Regions from separate parts of the Homo sapiens genome. Here region 1 is linked to region 2. A link is a loop called in an ENCODE intact Hi-C map of the cell type or tissue named here. Cell type or tissue: MCF 10A. All regions are shown on one strand.

The links. A loop is a pair of places that touch in the nucleus more often than their neighbours do. Peaks named below come from ENCODE experiments on the same cell type or tissue, not always from the same donor. Only the 100,000 strongest peaks of a DNase experiment are listed, where the experiment ranks them.
Region 1: it touches region 2 in a loop (3-fold over the local background); 16 of 110 quality-filtered maps call a loop at or near these places.

What each region holds. Positions count from the first base shown.
Region 1 is chr10:17,027,787-17,032,786 of GRCh38, forward strand. All of the region lies in intron 27 of CUBN (cubilin), which reads right to left. Among named protein-coding and RNA genes, the nearest start is that of CUBN, 100 kb to the right of the region's middle. In MCF 10A, no CTCF peak of the experiment used is centred here; a DNase peak (open chromatin) is centred at 1,925.
Region 2 is chr10:17,072,776-17,077,775 of GRCh38, forward strand. The region is part of intron 17 of CUBN (cubilin); the gene reads right to left. Among named protein-coding and RNA genes, the nearest start is that of CUBN, 55 kb to the right of the region's middle. In MCF 10A, no CTCF peak of the experiment used is centred here; a DNase peak (open chromatin) is centred at 2,946.

The DNA of each region.
Region 1 (5,000 bases), 45 kb before region 2:
GTAAGGTAATCTGCTCCAGCATTAATTTAAAATCATATTTTGCCTATAATGCTTCCTTTTATCATAACTAGATTTTTATTATTAATTAGGCTAATTATTTACAAAAAATTATTTCTTTATTCCCATGATGTGACTATCACACATTGCACGCCTGTATCAAAACACACCATGTACCCCATAATATATACACCTATTAATTACCCACAAAAATTAAAAATTTTAAAAATAATAATGTCTTCAGATGTTCAGGGACTGACGGTTTCATGTAAACATATGTTTCGATAGTCACTGATGGAGCAAGGGCTCCTAAATCCCTCCCTAGTGGTAAGTGAAATGCTTTGAAAGCTAAGCATACTCTCCTGTGTATACATGAAAATTTAATTCCATAAACCTCAGCCTTCCCTCTGCCAATTATCCTGCTACAGTAAAACACTAAACATTTATTATTATTATTATTATTATTATTATTATTATTATGCCTCTTAAAATTCTCACCACCTGCTGCAGATGGTCTCAGGAACAGAGAAGAACCTGGTTCATAGAACAACGTGAAATCATAGACCTTTGAGCTGGAAGAAGCCAGAGGACTGCCATCCGGGCTCTCCCTGAAGACAGTGAGATCAGGAAAAGAAAGTCTATTAAATAAAGAGCCTGCCGGGTGCGATGGTTCACGCCTGTAATCCCAGCACTTTGGGAGGCCGAAGTGGGTGGATCACGTGAGGCCAGGAGCCCGAGACCACACTGGCCATCAAGGCGAAACCCTGTCTCTACTAAAAATACAAAAATTCGCCAGGCGTGGTGGTGGGCGCATGTAATCCCAGCTACTCAGGAGGCTGAGGGAGGAGAATGACTTGAATCTGGGAGGCGGAGGTTGCAGTGAACTGAGAATGCAACACTGCACTCAAGCCTGGGCAACAGAGTGAGACTCTGTCTCAAAAAAAAAAAGAAAGAAAGAAAGAAAAAATAATAAATAAATAAATAAAGAGCCAATGTAGGAACTGCAGGGTAAAGACGTGTTTAAACAAAATTCTGTAATGTTGCAATTGGAAATCTTTCCCATTTTAAAAAGTAGAAAGTCAATATAGTTAACTGAAACCCACAACTGTGATTACCAGTGTTTAAAATTTAGCATTTTGCTCAATGCATGCTTATTCATACCATGAGCCTGTCTGATAGTGGAAGAGACCTTTCGGTTGCCCTGCCTTTCGCCAGTCTGAGGAGCAGAGCAACCTGAGGTCAACCAGGAAAGGCAGTGTGCATAGGACAATTCAAGTTCTGAGCATCTAATGGAATTTTTACTGCTTCAGGGTAGTTCAGAAATTATTTTAGGTTTGATTATTATTCATCCTAATTCTGTCCTTCATGTTTGAAGAGAGGAAACACGCAGAGTTTCTTTTGAATCTGAGAGCAGAGGCTCTTTTGAAGGTTGGAACGTTGGTTCATTAACTGCTGCAAATTAATGCAATCATACGAAAATCCTTCATTGTGAAAGATGGTCAGAAAAGATCAGCATTTCTTTTTAAGGAAAGGGATTCTGATCACACTGAAATAACATTTCTTCTTTCAATTTTTTATAACTAAAAAATCACATTTTACTCAGGCAATCTTAAAACCAAAATTTCTTCTAAAATGCCTCATGCTAAACTCAACGACACTACAAAGCATCTGGCTTCGCTAACTAATGGATATACTTCATTCTAAACTTTTTTTGAATCCAGGTATCATGCTTAGTACGGTGCTAGACTCATATCTGGTATCAAGTTATAAATTGAAATGTTTGGTAAACTCTTCCCAGCTTTTATGCATGTTTTTGAATAGCAGCTGAACTTAGAATTGTAATAGCTTATCTCTAAGCTCTAAGCAAAATGCAAAAGTCCCAGAAGCAAACTTCCTCTGACAGACAGTTCCAGGAAGCATGACTCATCTGCCCAGGAAGCGTTGGCGGTGGAGCCATAATCAAAGTCGGCTCAGATCCACCGCTGCTCAGACAAAATCTCATCTGCTTCTCTGCATCTCGCCAACTGGAAAACAGGATTTTATCTACAATCCCAGTGGCTTTTGTAGGAAAACTGGGAGGCAGGAGAAGCAGCACTGCTTTCAACACAGTGGGGCCAATTGATGTTAATTACAACTGGGAAGGCTGCTCTGGAAACCACAGATTTATTTACCACAAAATGCTATAGAGCAAGAGCCCCAGTCCCCAGACCAGTACTGGTGGCATCAAACTCTCATAGGAGCATGAACCCTATTGTGAACTGCACACGCGAGGGATCTAGGTTGCGTGCTCCTTATGAGAATCGAATGCCTGATAATCTGTCATTGTTTCCCATCACCCCCCAGTGGTACTGTCTAATGCAGGAAACCAAGCTCAGGGCTCCCACTGATTCTACATGATGGTGACTTGTATAATTATTTCACTATATATTACAATGTAAGACTAATGGAAATAAAATGCACAATAAATACAATGCACTTGAATCATCCTGAAACCACCCTCCCACCCCACCCCCGGTCCGTGGAAAAACTGTCTTCCACAAAAACAGTCCCTGGTGCCAAAAAGATTGGGGTCTCCTGCTTCAGAGCACAAAAAAATAATCCATGAGACTATGTTTATGTTAAAATAACCATAGATAATATGTATTAGCACTTATTCCATGCTGGTCATTATTCTAATTTAAAAATCCTAGCAGCTCTGTAATGCAGGTAGTATTGTTATCTTCATTTTAGAGTTCTGGAAACTGAGGTAGGTAGAGGTTTAGTAATTTAATATTTTGAAAGGCATCAACTACTGAAGAAGAATTTTTCCTATTTCCTTCTGTGGCAGTTCTTTTCTTAAGAATAAGCATTGTTGGTCGGGCGTGGTGGCTCATGCCTGTAATCCCTGCACTTTGGGAAGCCGAGGTGTGTGGATCACCTGAGGTCGGCAGTTCGAGACCAGCCTGACCAACATGGTGAAACCCCATTTCTACTAAAAATACAAAAATTAGCCAGGTGTGGTGGTGGGTGCCTGTGGCCCCAGCTACTCGGGAGGCTGAGGCAGGAGAATCATTGGAACCCGGGAGGCACAGGTTGCAGTGAGCCAAGATTACGCCACTGCACTCCAGCCCGGGCGACAGAGTAAGACTCTGTCTCAAAAATAAAATAAAATAAAATAAGAGTTGTTAAACTCCAGGATACAGAAAGTCTTTATTCTCTGTAATAATAGAGAGTAACCAAAACAATTTTTAAAATGATAGGGACAATACGAACACTCCTGTTAGTCACTGAAATTAAAATTTTTTTCATTATTTTTCTTAACGGAGCTTTGAGTAAAATAAGTGGACAAAAATTGTTGGTTTTATCATTTGTCATTTATCCTTAGTGAGAAGTGTCAAAATGCATTAACCATGCAGGCTGCAGGCAGAAAACAAGAGGAAAATTAAATGTCTTGAGAAATGAATCATTAATTATATCTCAACCTAAAGAATTGAAGGCTCTCTATTTGTGAATTTCTCTATACCTTACTGAGATGTTTCTCTTACATCAGCATCAGTGCAAATAATAACAGTGAACATTTATAGATTTGTTCTCTATTTGCCAGACCTTGTTTTGGCTCTTTACATATATGGATTCATTGACTCTTATTACTCCGTTTTACAGAAAGGGAAAGTGAGGCACATAGACACTAAGGAACTTGCCCAAGGTCACCTAGCTACTAAGTAGTGGAGTTTGGGTTTAAACTTCATTCTGAAGTTACCTGCTTCACTCTGAAGCAGGTACAGAGACTACCAATTCAGCACATTCTATCATATGTCTGGGTGCCTAGAAGACATTCTCTTGCGAACGAGTGCTAGAGGACTTACTACATCTTTGTCATTAGCATCCCATGGTAGTCACCAGATAGAAGAGTGCTGGCTGAGGCAGTTCTAATTCCAGTGACTCCCCTCTAGAACAATAGAAAGCACAGTGCCTGGAGCTGTTTTCAATAGGGAGCTAAAGACTGGCGTTTACCTTTAAACCAAGCAATTTGGAAATTGAAGAATCATCCTTGGCACCTGTTTGGAATCTGTTATGCCATCATGTGACCAGCAGTGACGTGCACTGCAAACACAAACACTGATTTACGCTTCACTTATTAGAGCGGATGCAAGGTCTTTCCAAGGACAGAAGAAATTTGCCTTTAAACAGATTCGGAGAGCACAGAGAGAAAGCAAAGCCCTTATGGAGAAGTCCATGGATCGAGTTAGGGAACTCGGAAGAGAAAGAAAACAAAATGTGAACTCTGCCTGGAGAGGAAGATAGACCTCGCCAGGGAGGAGCCACTGCTCCTAACTGGCAGGGCACAAGGAATGGAGATGGCATTTGCAAGAGATGGAGGTCAGCTGGTGTAAGGGTGAGAAACCATTTCCTGAAGTGTCCCAGGAAGAAGCTGAATGACCAGGCAGGAGCTGGGCTCTCTCCAGAAGGGGCGTGGAGGGGAGTAATAAGCATTTCCTGAGGACTCAATATTTTCCAGGTGTGTGGATTATTATCTTCATTTTACACACGAGAGAACCAAAGCAGCCAGACGTTAAATTCCTTGCCCAAGATCACAGCTGGTAAAGAGCTTTGGAGCCAGGTGGACTCCAGAGCCCACACTGTATTCGTGCAGCACTGAGTGTGAACGTAGTTTCATCACTTCATGTAGTGATGACACTTCCTGCACTGAGTATGGTTCCCCATCTCAATCCCTGTTCTCCTGTGAGCATACTTATACTCAGTTACTGGACTACTATGAGGACAGACAATTATATCTATCAAAGTATTGGTAGTAGTGTCTAGCACATGATGGGCATTCCATTAATGACAAATATTACTGTAATTCTCAAAATAACATCTGAGATGCGAATAACTCTCTAATGCCTCATGAACTTCAAAGTTTGCTTGTTTGTATGAGGGGAAAATGAAATAAACTTGGAAAATATCTCTAGAATAATGTTTTCCTCAGAATGTTCTATGGAATACAAATGTCCAATAGATGT
Region 2 (5,000 bases):
ACAAAGACACAGATACTAAGATTTTTTTAAATGTGAAATCTATGTACAACTCTATGAATGTTTTTAATGGGTTATTTTCAGAAAAAGTATAACATTAAAATTATCTGAAGGAGAAGAAAAATAAGATTTGAACAGACATAAGTCATAAATAAAATTGAAAACATTATCAAATAATTATTCCCATCCCACCCTCAACCCCCAAAAAGAAAAATCTCCCATAAGATGCTCTACTTAGTACATTCTTTAAAACTTTTAAGGAAGAGATAATTCCCATGTATAATTTATTCTAAGCCATCCTCAAACATAGAATAATTTCCAAATAATTTTTGTTAGAACGCTGTTACCAAATCCCAACATAGATTATAGAAATAAAAACTATAGACTGATGTCACCTATTAATATAGATACACAAATCCTAAACACAGTTCTAGAAAAATAAATTCACAGTCCATTGCCAGCTTATATACCAGATCAAATATGGGAATAATAATAGTGCAAGAAAGGTTAGAAATTATAAACTATAAATTAACTTCCTCAGTACATCAGATAAGATAAGCCATATGATAACTCCATAAATTCAAAAAACATTGTTAGCATTCCTGTTTTATTAGAAAAAAAAGGAATTTCCTTCATATAATAGACTACTGATTTTAAATCAATAACCAGCTCTTTTTTTTTTTTTTTTTTTGAGATGGAGTTTCGCTCTTGTCACCCAGGCTGGAGTGCAATGGCGTGATCTCAGTTCACCGCAACCTCTGCCTCCTGGGTTCAAGTGATTCTCCTGCCTCAGCCTCCCAAGTAGCTGGGATTACAGGCATGTGCCACCACGCCCAGCTAGTTTTGTATTTTTAGTAGAGACGGGGTTTCTTTATGTTGGTCAGGCTGGTCTCAAACTCCCAATCTCAGGTGATCCACCCACCTCGGACTCCCAAAGTGCTGGGATTACACGCGTGAGCCACTGCGCCCGGCCAAATAGCCAGCTCTTATAGTATAGTGGCCATGAATACAGTCTATGGACTTGGGTTCAAAACCTACCTCTGTCACTTACAAACCACCTCACTTAATAGCCTTGAGCAAGTTACTCTATCTAAGCTCATGGGATTGTTGAAGCAAACAGATGAAACAATAGTGTGAATTCCTTAGCCAAATGTTTGGTAATGGAAAATGTTGACTAAGGATAGCTGTTGTTATTCTGGACATTTTTGGAGGTGAAACACTGGAGGCTTGCTACTATGAGCAGGAATTATTCGATGGATATATATACCGCCGCTGTTCAGTACAATTATTCTGAAGGATACAGACATCCAAATATTAATTCATTCACTTCATTAACATTATCAAGGCATGAATAAATGCCAGGAACTGTGCAGGTGACAATACCATGAAACAGTCACTGCTCACAAGGAACTTACAATAGGCAGGAACATTTTTGAAAAGTATGATGACTGCGGTTTTTGGGGAAGCGCAGGATACTTCATTGTTACCTAACCAATGGTTCTCAGCAGGGACCACAATCTAGCATTTGGGAAATGTGTGAGAGTACCTTTTTGGTTTTGTGTTAATTATTATCACAGCAATCATGGGGCATTACTGGCATTTAGTAAGTAGCAAGGGACCAAAGACACGAGGCAGCCTGAAATGTGAGCGTCACACACAACAAGAATTCTCCTGAACCTGTGTGACATTCACATAAGTGAAAGTTCTGTTATTGGGTATAAAATCTCGCTCTATTTTACATATTAAGCGCAAAGTAGTTTTGTGCAATTTTAATGCATACTGAATTTTCCAGGATTACAAGTAGAGTGTAAATTGAAGATTCTTTCTCCTGGAAATCTGTCAAGAGTTAGTCACTATTTCTGAAAAATTAGTCACCAACCCACATAACTGTGTCAGCCTGCATTTGTACTGTCATATTCATAGCAATTTGGGGTCCAGACAATCAACTGCTTTATTTTGTCTTCAAGTACAGCTTGCCTAGGTTTTCAGATACTGAAATAAATGTGATTTTATTCTGTTACTCTATTTTTTCTTAATGTTATTCTTACAACTTTACATATTTTTAAATATAATGTGTCTAGTGGGGTTAAATCAGTGTATTTCATTTCTGAATAATCAAGGAGTGATATTAAAAAGTCTTAAATTGTAGAGAACCACTGGGTTAACCAAAGACTCTGAACTCACCCAGGGGATTATGGAAAACTCAGTGGAAATAACATTTAAGCGGAGACTTGAAAGCTGAGTAGGAGTTATCTAGGCCAAGGCAAACAGGTAGTAAAGAGAAGATTTTTCTTTGTTTTCTTTTTTTTTTTTTTTTTTTTTTTTTTTTGAGATGAAGTCTCACTCTGTCACCTAGGCTGGAGTGCAGTGGCACGATCTCGGATCACTGCAACCTCCGCCTCCCAGATTCAAGCAATTCTCCTGCCTCAGCCTCCCAAATAGCTGAGACTGCAAGGGCACGCCACCACGCCCAGCTAATTTTTGTATTTTTAGTAGAGATGGGGTTTCACTATGTTGGCCAGGCTGGTCTTGAACTCTTGACCTGAGGTGATCTGCCTGCCTTGGCCTCCTAAAGTGCTGGGATTACAGATGTGAACCACCGTGCCTAGCCAGTAAAGGAAAGATTTTAAAAGGATGATATTCAAAGTTGGTAGGGATGTGGCGACAGTTACTCTCATCCATAACTGGTGGAAGTATAAAGTTCTGGAAAATAAACTGACAATATGTATTAAGGGTATTTCACTTCTAACACTGTATCACAAGGATATTCAAGATGCAGGAAAAGACATATACAGATCCACATCAAAGTCTGCTCTATAATAACAATAATTGAAACCATTCTAAAGGCCTAATAATAGTGAGGTGATTAAATAAATAATGATTCAGCCATATGATAGAGTCTGACACAGACATGAAAAATCACATGCCTCTCCACTGACTCAGGCTCATACTAGTTCCTTTCTCTGAGCTCTTACAACATCTGTAACACAAATTTCACATATTGTAGTAAAGCTATGCTAAATTTATCTCTAACCAAACAGTAAGTCTCTGAGGGAAGGGAAAAATTTCTGTTTGCCCTTCAGCATCTAATAAAAAAAACTTTGCAAATAGGTATTTGACAAATTCTTGTTGATTCATTAATTTTAAGGTACAGTATGATGGTTCAGTTTTTGTTAGAGATACAGACATACTGCAGTTCTTGAAAACTAGAAAGCATGAAACACAAAGTTATCTTCCTGCTCTCTAATCCTCCAGGGTTCTATTTGCTTCTTCGAAGATTGTAGTCTCTCTTTTCTATTTCGCCCATTAGAAGATGACAAGAAGGAAAAAAAACAGCCAAATAGCATCACTGCAAGCTAAAGTGGGCCATTCCCCTGGGCCCCAACTAATGAAATTCAAGGATTTTAACAAGGAGAAAGGCAGCTGTAGTCCAAATGTTTTAAGAGGAACTCATAGGGCTCAAGGGCCCTGAACCTAGAAGGTGCAATTGATTTTGGCTCTGTTTCTCTCTCTCTCTGTGGAAATGAAACCTTATTAATTCTGAAAGCCTGTATTCTCCCTGGATTCTAGACATGGCAATACTTTAACTACAACTCCTTTGAAAGAGACACTAGAATAAAATTCATCAAATGTTCTAAAGTGACCCTAGCTACCTCTGAAGCATGTATTGCGTTCAATAATCTAGGACTTGATAAATTTGCACCCCCACCAAAAAAAAAAAAAAAAAAACCTCTTTCCTTTATGCTCATGAACTGGGATGGATGGCATTATTTTACATAGTTATTCACTTCCCTTCCTGTAAAAGGATTGACTATCTATGCTTTTTGCCATGTGACTTGCAATACTGCCATACGGAGAATTAATACATAATCTTCCCATTGACTATGGGCTTAGCCATAGGACTTGCTTTGCCCAACAGAGTGTGAGCAAAAGTGATACACCAATTTCCACATAGAAGCTTTGGAAGTCACTGCATAATTCAACCATCTTTTACTTTTCCCCCAGCAAGCTCTAGAGCCTGGGTCTCAGGACGGTGAAGGCACAGGAAACTGACATAGGAAACAGAACTGCAATGGATCCAAAACTAACCTGCTATTGTGAGCAAAGAATAAACACGTTATTGAAAGCCACAGACGCTTTTGGTTTGTTATTGTTTTTGATTTTTCTGGTTGTTGCTACTAATTGTTTGTTATTGCAGCATAACCTAGAGAAAGATGACCAATATCTGAGTCTGGTTTGTGCAGAAAAACTGAATTTTTCTAAGTCAGGTGAAGCCATGCCGTGATCACTTGCAGAGGAGTCACAGTGAATTCATTCTTTTTAGTGAATCGCATTTGCAAGGAAACAACAAGAACCAATTCAAAATTCTAGTGTTTCACGGACCAGGTTCAGATTTCTTGTGGATTGCCTTATTCGTCCAGGAAACACTGAAGGTTTCAGGTCCCAGGATGTTCAGCATATGGTGTATTCCAAATGGCTTCCAATTTTTACATTCATCAGATTAAACTAGTTCCAGAAGAGAAACTACTCATAAAAAAAAACGAGTTTTTGTAAAGGAATGATTTTCTATAGAGAGAACTAAAATTTACTTTGCTGAGAAACACCATTTACATGAAATTTTAAATGTGGGCTTTTGAGCCTAGTGAGTCGTGAGCTTTAACATCTGGAATGAGTCAAGTCCCAAAGCCATGTCTTAATACGCACGCTCATTTGTCTTCCTCTGCTATGAATCCAGATTTGGTTTTATACTATAATTTCTAAAATAATAAGCATTAAATTTTAATTCAAAGCAATTCAAATATGCTGGCACTTACGCTTAGTCCATCTGAGAGCTGAAAAGAGAACCACACCGTATGGTAGTGTTTAACATGTGGCTTTCTGTGAAGTGAGCTTCAGGCTGACATACATCTTAGCTAAGTAAAGACTGGACCTTAGGGAGGAGCCTTGGGCTAATCTGGGTGAGCAGGAGAGGAATGAGGCCCTGCCCCCAGTGAGAGAATAAG